Linked DNA regions of Homo sapiens: region 1 is linked to region 2. The links are chromatin contacts, found by Hi-C in ENCODE. All regions are on one chromosome and are shown on one strand. The core of a region is the stretch at or near the end of the contact, and the rest is flanking DNA. Distances in the headings are between cores, read along the strand shown. Region 1 holds the start of ALDH2 (aldehyde dehydrogenase 2 family member). Region 2 holds the start of HVCN1 (hydrogen voltage gated channel 1).

Region 1 (4,921 bases), core at 1,041-3,540, 1.1 Mb before region 2:
ATGTGTTACTTTAATGATCTCAAAAAGTCTGATAAAGAAAAGCAGCCACAGGGAATTGACTCGGCTCCTCCAGCCTACACCCACAGAGTAAATCTGGAGAACAGGATGTGTTACCTATGGGCCTGGGTGCATATCTGGACCCAGCTGCCTCATCTGCATGTGATAAAGGATAAAGATTTTAATCAGATCCTGTGGCCAGAAGGGTTCCTAGGGCGATGGCTGTTCCTTGAGGACATTTCTGAGACAGGGTCTTGTTCTGTTGCTCAGACTAAGTGTAGTGGCCCAATCATAGCTCACTGCAGCCTCGAACTCCTAGGCTCAAGTGATCCTCCCACCTCGGCCTCCCATATAGCTGGGACTACAGGCATGTGCCACCGCACCTGACTAATTTACTTTTTTAGTAGAGACTAGACACAGGGTCTTGCTATGTTGCCCAGGCTGGTCTCGAAATCCTAGGCTCAAGGGATCATCCCACCTCAGCCTCCCATATAGCTGGGACTACAGGCATGTGCCACCGCACCTAACTAATTTACTTTTTTAGTAGAGACTAGAGACAGGGTCTTGCTATGTTGCCCAGGCTGGTCTCGAAATCCTAGGCTCAACGGATCATCCCACCTCGGCCTCCCAAAATGCTGGGATTTACAGGCATGAGCTACTGCACCTGGCCTCTGCTAGATCTTTTGATGCTCAAGTCTTCCAAGCATGAACTTGCACAGGCTGCCAAGGGAGCCATAGCTGCTGCCTTTTTAGCTTGTGTTATGCAAAAGATTTTATTTTATCCTTTTAAAAATTCCCTTGCAAATGACCTTTGTAACATCCCCTAAAATCACACGCATGTGCCTTTACCCATCACCTATATCCAGATTTGCAGCCACACTCAGGGCCAGACCAGCAGGTGTGCTGTTGAAAGCAGCTGGCTAGGAGCCAGCTCTACAGCATCCCAAATCAGCAATAGTCCCAGAGGATCGGTGGTCCCTTTGTTCCCACCCAGAGTCACAACATACCATGGAATGTTCTGGTTAGGGGCTTACTCCTGGAAGTTCAGCTGTGAACCCCAACTATGCCACTGACTTTGGTCTTTAGGTGAGTCACTAAACCTCTTTGTGACTCAGTCTCTTCATCTGTAAAATGGAGAATTACAGTCCCTTCCTACTGAGGCTGTTGTAAAAATTACCTTAAATTGCAAAACAGGTAGACGCTTAGAACAGTGCTGCACAAAGGCTGTGCAGACAGGACAGGAGCTGTGATTAACTATGAAGTGACTGGTTGATGAGGGCCTGTGTGAACCTAACCCTCAGAGCGCCTTTCCATTTATAGGAGAAAAAGCTTAAGTCAGAGAAGGCAGCCAACATGCACTGGCACAAACAAAACAAACTCTTTCATAACCAATTTCAGCCTCTGTGAAGTCTAGAACTTTAACCAAACTCAAAGATCAAAACAAAAAATATTCCAAAGTATTACTGATTGAGCAATCAATAAATGGACCACAGGAATCAGTTTTATCCTGGAAAGCTCCTCCTTGGTTTGGTCGAAGCCGGCGTTGGAAGCCGCAGACACCCCTTGGGGTCGGCCCCCTGGGGCCGAAGGTCCTCCAGGATTCCCTACTCCCAGCAATGGAAGCAGCCGAGCGTGGCCTCGCCCATGGTGAACTGGAGAACGTGGCTGCAAATCACCTCTTTCCTGGTTTTTCCTTTTGAACTCCTTGGATGAGGGCATGAGTCAGGGGGTAAAGGGGATGACTAAGGAAAAGACAGGAAAGTTCCTGCAAAGAGGGACTTGGTCGCGTCTTCTGAGTGGGTGAGGGTGGGGACCCTGCGGAGACCCGAAAGCAAGGACCATGGGGAGAACGGAACCCCGAGAGTTGGCCCTGGAAAACAGACCGAGGCTGGGCGAAGACGGAGAGGGGGCCCAAGTCACGGGGAAATGGGACGGGGACTGTCAGAGGCGGCGAAGGGGCTAAAATGCTTGCAGGAGAGGAGGGGGCAGATGTGCTTCCAGGTCAGCCTCTGCAAACCCCTCGAGCCCCAGATGAGTACACTAAGGCCCACGGCGGCGCGGGGCCTTCCTAGGGGCCTGCGGGGGACTCGGGCCGGAAAACAAAGCGCGAGCCCGGCCGGTGGGCTCACCTGGTTGCAGAAGACCTCGGGCTGCTGGTTGGGGGCAGGCACGGCCTGGGTGGCGGCGGCTGACAAGAGGCGGCGGCCCAGGCGGGGCCCGAAGCGGGCGGCAGCGCGCAACATCGCAGCGGGCTAGCGGACAGCGAGCGGACCGAGAGCAGAGCTAGGGTCTCAGGGCCACTGAGCCGACCCCGCTCCCCGCCCCGCGCGGCAGCCAATGGAAAGGCGGGGGCGGGCCGGGGGCGGGGCTGCCTCTACCATTCCTCGGGATGGGGCGCGCAGCTGATGCAAGCGAAGCGGGTGGCGCTAGGTACCCCCGGCCCGTGGCTGCCCCCTGGCTCGCGCGACGCCTCCGCGCCCGCCACCGCCCTCCGCCTGTGCGGAAAGACCCGGCCCCGCGAACGCAGCTCGCCTTGGTTGAGCCCCCAATGTGTGCCTTTGACCCCAATGTGAACAGGCCCGAGCCAGGGCGACCCTGACCTTCCCGGCTGATGCTCCAGGTGAAGAGACCGGCCGTAAACCCAAAAGCGAGATCATTTCGGAGGTGAAGGAGATGAACGAGGTGACATGGATGGGGCAGACGGCACTGCTTTTATAAGTACCATGGTCAGGAAATGACAAGTGAGACCTGAATGATGACAGGGAACAGCAAGGGCAAAGGCCAGGAGATGAGACCACCTGGCACGTGTTAGAGAAATGGAAAGAATGAATGGAGCCCAGTTAACAAGGAGAGAGGCGGCCAGGGCAAGGGCAGGGACGGTCTTGGAAGCAGCGGTTCAGAGTTTAGAACAGGATGATTTGCATGATTTGCTTATTCTTTTTTTTTTTTTTTTTTTTGAGACGGAGTCTCACTGTGTCGCCTAGGCTGGAGTGCAGTGGCACGATCTCGGCTCACTGCAAGCTCTGCCTCCCGGGTTCACACCAGTCTCCTGCCTCCGCCTCCGGAGTAGCTGGGACCACAGGCGCCTGCCACCACGCCCGGCTAATTTTTTGTATTTTCAGTAGAGACGGGGTTTCACCGTGTTAGCCAGGATGGTCTCGATCTCCTCACCTCATGATCCGCCTGCCTCGGCCTCCCAAAGTGCTGGGATTACAGGCGTGAGCCACCGCGCCCGGCGGTGGGACTCTGATTTCAACACCAGATTCCACCAAAGTCGCCCTGGGGGCTCAGCACCATTCCACACAAACCAGAGGAAGAAAAGGCATGGGGGTGGCCCATGGGAGGTTTCTGTGGGCTGAGCCTGCTCGCCTGGCTGGATTTCAATCACACAACCATGCCTCCATGCAAAAGAGTCTGGGAAATGAGTGGCCCCTGTGCCAGGAAGAAGGGAAATAGGTTTGGAGATCAGCTGCAGAGATAATCTGATAACCAAGACTCCCTTCCTTCTCTGAATTCAGCCATGCAGGCCCCACTTCCCCTTCCCAATGGCGCCTTGCTTTTTTTTTTTAGATGGGGTTTCACTCTTGTTGCCCAGGCTGGCACCATGTGGGCTCACTGCAACTTCCACCTCCCAGGTTCTAGCGATTCTCCTGTCTCAGCCTCCCAAGTGGCTGGGATTACAGGCGCATGCCACCACACTTGGTTAATTTTTGTATTTTTAGTAGAGATGGGGTTTCATCATATTGGTCAAGCTGGTCTCGAACTCCTGACCTTAGGTGATCCGCCCACCTCGGCCTCCCAAAGTTCTGGGATTACAGGCATGAGCCACCGTGCCAGGTACTTTTTTTCCCTTAATACTGTGTGTGGAGATCGTTTTGTCACAGCACACAAGGACTATGTCCCCATTCTCTTCAACAGTTTCATGGTATTCCTCTGGATACATGAGGTAGTTTTATTTCATGAATTTCCTATGATGGACATTTAGGTTGTTTCCAATCTTTTGCCACTACAAACAATGCCACAATGTATGCTCTTGATTTGCTTAAGAAATTAATAGAAATGAGGCTGGCACCATGACTCGTGCCTGTAATCTCAGCACTCTGGGGGGGAAGCTGAGGCGGGTAGATCACTTGAGGTGAGGAGTTCGAGACCAGCCTGGCCAACATGGTGAAACCCCATCTCTACTAAACACACACACACACACACACACACACACACACACACACACACACACACACACACAATTAGCCAGGAATGGTCGCAGTGCCTGTAATCCCAGCTACTCCAGAAGGTGAGGCAGGAGATTGCTTGAATCTGGGAGACAGAGGTTGCAGTGAGCCAAGAGCTGAGATCGTGCCACTGAACTCCAGCCTGGGTGATAGAGTGAGACTACGTCTCAAAAAAAAAAAAAAAAGAAAAAAAAAAAGAAAAAAAAAAGAAAGAAAAGAAAAGAAAGAAATTAGTAGAAATGGAACAAAGAATATTTACAATTTAAATACAGATATATTACCCTCCAAAGAAGTTTAATTTATGCCCCACTACCTGTCATGTCTGAGTTTCCTTACACCCTCACCAGTAGAAGTTTCAGGATTTTTTTTTTAGCTTTGCTAATCTGAGAGACGAAAAAGTGGCATTTCACTACCACATTAATTTGCTTCTCTTTTACGAGTGAGCTTGAGCATCTCTGCCTAGATGAAGTCATGCATGTTTCCTCTGCTATGAACTAGCTGCTCATGTCTCTGGCTCACTTTTCTATTGGATTGTTGGTCTTTCTGAAATTGATTTGTAGGTGCTTTATATGTATCCAGGCAATTAACATTTTGTCTATCATATATGGCACAAATACATCCTGCCAGTCATCTTTTTACTACTAAGTAACTGTAAGTAGCTATTTCTGAACTACTGTATATTCTGTGTCATTGAT
Region 2 (4,748 bases), core at 1,613-4,112:
ACCAAATTCTCCAGACTTGCTGAAGTGTTCCTTTGGGATCCTGGTTCCCAAAAAGTATGGACATAGGTCCCTGCTGGTGGCCCCAGGTTCCAGGCCATCAGTAAGGTTGGGGGCTGCAGACTGGACCACTGCACCGTGGAGCAGAGGCAAGTACCCAGGGAGAAGACTGAGCGATGCCTCTGTAGGGGAAGGGATGGGGGAAGGTAGCCAGGGGATCAAGCCAGGCCAGGGTTTGAGCCTTGCCTTGCCTTAGCAGGGTCTGTTGAGGTCACCACCTGTCTGCACTAAGGGTCTAACTACAGGCAAGACCAGATGTTAAGACAGAGGGCTGCAACTTCCAGGTGTGCAACTAGGGGACGGGGTACTTGTTCCCTTTTCCCTTCCTCAACCAGAGGGGAGTGAACACAGAGGAGGGGCTGTTGGGAGCAGTCCCCACATCCTCTCCACTCTGTCTAGCTGGCCCTGGGGGAGGAGGAGAATTTTTAATAAAATATAAGGAAGTTGAAGTTGAAAATGGACCAGACTATGCCTTAGAAACTGGCATGGGGCTGTTGTAATAATACATGACTGAGAAGTCAGGAGATCTGACCAAAATGTTTTTAAGAAAGCCTTCTGGCCAGACGCGGTGGCTCACGCCTGTAATCCCAGCACTTTGGGAGGCCGAGGAGGACGGAGCACGAGGTCAGGAGATCGAGACCATCCTGGTTAACACGGTGAAACCCCGTCTCTACTAAAAATACAAAACATTTAACCGAGCGTGGTGGCGGGCGCCTGTAGTCCCAGCTACTCAGGAGGCTGGGGCAGGAGAATGGCATGAACCTGGGAGGCGGAGCTTGCAGTGAGCCGAGGTCGCGCCACTGCACTCCAGCCTGGGTGACAGAGCGCGACTCCACCTCAAAAAGAAAAAAGAAAGCCTGCTGCAGTCCAGGCATGGTGTTTCACGCCTGTAATCCCAGCACTTTGGGAGGCCGAGGCAGGCGGATCACTTGAGGTCAGAAGTTCGAGACCAGCCTGACCAGCATGGAGAAACCCTGTCTCTACTAAAAAAACAAAAATTAGCCAGGCGTGGTGGCAGGCACCTGTAATCCCAGCTACTCAGGAAGCTGAGGCAGGAGAATTGCTTGAACTCAGGAGGCAGAGGTTGCACTGAGCCAAGATCATGCCATTGCACCCCAGCCTGGGCCACAGAGTGAGACTGTTGCCGGGTGGAGTGGCTCACACCTGTAATCCCAGCACCTTCGGAGGCCAAGGCAGGCAGATCACTTGAGGTCAGGAGTTCGAGACCAGTCTGACCCACATGGTAAAACCCCGTCTCTACTAAAAATACAAAAATTAGTCAGGCATGGTGATGCTGGCCTGTAATCATAGCTACTCGGGAGGCTTGAGGCAGGAGAATTGCTTGAACCCAGGAGGCGGAGGTTGCAGTAAGCCAAGATCGCACCACTGCACTCCAGGCTGGACGACAGTGAGACTCCGTTCCAAAAAAAAGAAAAAAGAAAAGAAAGCCAGCTGCCCAGCAGAATTGGGGAAAGCCGAGTCAGTTGAAGCAGACAATACCCCTATGGGAGGCAGAAGAATGCACCCCCCTACCAAGATATCCACATCCTAACCCCTCCAAACCTGTATGTTGCCTTAAGTGGCAAAGGGGACTTTGCACATGTGGCTATGTGAAGGATCCTGAGCTGGAGAGATTAGCCTGGATTATCCAGGTGGATCCCATATAATCACAGGGCTCCTTAGAAGGGAGAAGACGCTGTGACCATGGAGGCAGAGGTCGGATTGAGACAGCCAAGGATCACAGGCACCTCTCCAGCCGGGAAAAGCAAGGAACACACTACCCTGGCGCCTCCAGAAGGCACAGCCCCACCCACACCTTGATTCTGGCCCTGTAGGACCCATCTGAGACTTCTGGCCTCCAGGGCTGTAAGATAACACATTTGTGTTAAGCCACTAGGTTTGTGGTGATCTGTTAACAGCGGCATGAGGAAACTAACACAACCCCAAGGAGGTGAGCCTCTCCCCACAGCCCCGACTCAACCGGAAGGGAGAGGTGTGCAGAAGACGGCTTTGCAGGATGTTTGGGACAAATGGTCTCTGGGGGAAGACAGAAGCTAACAGAACTGATTCGACTGTGTGAACAGGGTGCTGGGAGGGCCCACAGGGGAGGGACTTCAGAGCTGGGCCTGCGCCTGCGGGGCCGTACGAGTTGGCCCGGAGCAAGGCGGCCCAGGACAGGCAGGGGCTGCACGCGGTAAGGCTCCCTCTTGCCAGTACCATCCCATGAGCAGCCTCAGAGCCCTCGACCAAGGGAAGTTCTGAGGGCTGAGAGGTTGCTCATTCGTCAGAGCGTGCTGCCCACCCTCCACCCCTGCATGGCAGAAACTGTGCAGGGGACGAGGCCAAGGAATCAGGAGACCCAGAGGCAGGGGTGGCCCGGAGACGGTGGGATGGAGCAGAAGCTCCCCGAAAGGGGTTGGCGGGGTGGATTCGCCCCGCTCCAGCCGGCGGAGGAAGGAAGTGGTTCCCCCGCCCACCCTTCCCTTAGGCTGGCCCGGGGCAGGATTTTTGTGATCCGCGATTCGCTCCCACGGGCGGGACCTTTGTAACTGCGGGAGGCCCAGGACAGGCCCACCCTGCGGGGCGGGAGGCAGCCGGGGTGAGGGAGGTAGGGACGAACGGGTGGACTGACCACAGGCAGGGACAAGGGGACTAAGACCCGGGCCGAGGCCTAGAAGCCCGCCGACCGTTGGGGGTCTGCGGGCTGTGGGGGCGGGGACGGGGGCGGGGGCGGCCCGGGCGGGGGCGGGGCCTGGTACGGTACGGGGCGGGACGGGCTGGGCCGGACCTGCTCTGAGGCTCCCAGTCGCAGCGGTGACCGCGGGCGGGTGGGGCGCCGGGTAAGTGCTCGGGCCGGGCGGGGGGCGTACCCCGTTTGGCGTGCAGCCCTTTCTACAAGACCCCCAGTGCCCGATCCTTCCGAGAAGAGGGGACCCCCCCCCGCATCTCCGCTGTCCAGGCCTCGCCGTGGAGCCCCAGCAGGACCCCAGCCCTCGGTTGCCCTCGGCTCTGGCGTGTCCCGGCGCGGGCGGGCAGTGCTTCCCCTCGGCAGGGACTGGAGTCCAGGGGAGGGGAACGCGGGAGACGCTGGCCCTAGTGACCCCCCGATCCCGGAGAGTTGGTGGTGCGCGCCGCCCTGGGCCAGGTGCCTTCAGTTCTTCACACTCCGCGCAGCAGCCACAGGTGACCATCGTCGTCTCCCTCTTAACAGGTGAAGAAACCAAGACGCAGAGAGGCCAAGCCCCTTGCCTTGGGTCACACAGCCAAAGGAGGCAGAGCCAGAACTCACAACCAGGTCTGTGTCCCCTAAGTCCTCGGATGCATCGTCCCTGCCCCGCTGCCCTCCCGGGAGATTGTAGGAGAGAAGCAGGGGCAGAGGCAGTGCTGGATGTCCCGGGAGAAGGCTGCAATGAGCAGGCCCAGCCATCCCTGAAGGAGGAGCCCCGGGGAAGCAAACTCTTCCCTAGAAACACTTTAAAAGCACCCACCTGTTGGAGACAGAGATGCTGAGGAACAAGAGTGATTGGGGCCAGGGTAAACGCCAAGACAGAGAGGGGAGAGCAGTTCCTCAGTGGAACTCCCTCCAACATTGCCCCCACCACTTTTACCAGTGCTGGGTGTGGGGGATCTTGCAGGCTCAGCTTCGTGACTTGGCCTGTCTCTGCCTCAGTTTCCGCATCTGTCCCATGAGGTTAAGCATGTACCTACCTCGCAGGATTGCTGAGAAGATGATATAAGATGCTTGGTGTACAGGCTTAGCCCCTGGCACCAGGTTACTACCAAAAGTTCATGGTTCCAGTGCTTCCTCCACCCTCCGTCCTGCCCCTCTGAGAGTACTTCTCTGTCCTGGGCACCTTTAACTTCAGGTTGTTCAGGGCTATCTGAGATCTGCAGGATTTCCGGACAGCCCCACCAGCAACTAGGAGCTGCTTGAGTAAGACCAAGGTGAGGGGGTGGCAACTTCTCTGGCTGACTCCCCAGAGGGAAAGGCTGATAAGGGCAGGGTTTTGAAAATCTCTGGGCTGAGGCTTGCACAAGGTCCAGAGCTGCTCTGTGGCCCCTGCCCTCCCCGACACAGGTTTAGCAAGAAGGAGAAAGCCAGAGTGTTCTTGTCCCCAGACTTGATCCTTTGCTAGTCATTGGGGCTTGGGCCCTGGGAGCTGTCATCCACCACCCCGCTCCTCGTCCCTTCCCCACAGTCTAGGCTAGCGACAAGTTCTAACCCAAAGCATATCCTGAATCCGGCCACCCCTCCACCCCCTACTTCCACCCTGAGACCAGGCCGCCAGCATCTCTTGCCGCCTCATCACGCTGGACCCCTCACTTCCATCCAAATCCCCAGCATCGCCTGCCAAGCCCTCTCCATGATCAGGCCCTGTGTGATTATTCTCAATTTTTCTCTCTGGCCACTGTCCTGTCCACTGCTGTCCCCAGCCGCCACCTCCTAAGTACTCCGCTCTCTCAGGGGCTGTGCACAGCACACGTGTTCTTCCTTTTCCCGGGAATGCTCTTCTCTGCAATCTGTGACATACTCCCTTGTAATTCAGGGCACACCATAAATGTCGAGTTGTCCCTGACCACCCCACTTAAGGAGACCCCGCCTGCTCCCTGGCCCCTTACTCTGGCTGGCTGGCTTCCCAGTGCTTAGCTGGGGGGGGGGGGTGTGGTCTGTCTTGTATATTTCCTTGCTT

What was found. A loop is a pair of places that touch in the nucleus more often than their neighbours do. Pooled maps may share reads with other maps.
Region 1: a loop to region 2 is called in a map with no recorded cell type, with 3 times the contacts of the local background. The contact joins the promoter of ALDH2 here to the promoter of HVCN1 in region 2. A Hi-C loop is called at or near these places in 2 of 37 single-sample maps with no recorded cell type and 2 of 50 pooled maps.

The regions. Positions count from the first base shown.
Region 1 is chr12:111,764,302-111,769,222 of GRCh38, reverse strand. It overlaps ALDH2 (aldehyde dehydrogenase 2 family member), which reads right to left and starts at 2,290. Exons shown (of 13, transcript NM_000690.4): 1 at 2,127-2,290. The coding sequence starts at 2,240. RefSeq lists a silencer at 2,283-2,602 and an enhancer at 2,062-2,831.
Region 2 is chr12:110,687,229-110,691,976 of GRCh38, reverse strand. It overlaps HVCN1 (hydrogen voltage gated channel 1), which reads left to right and starts at 2,862. Exons shown (of 8, transcript NM_032369.4): 1 at 2,862-2,897; 2 at 3,269-3,352. RefSeq lists enhancers at 1,142-1,291, 1,822-1,931, 2,052-2,101, 3,352-3,401, 3,964-4,748 and silencers at 2,542-2,611, 2,672-3,171.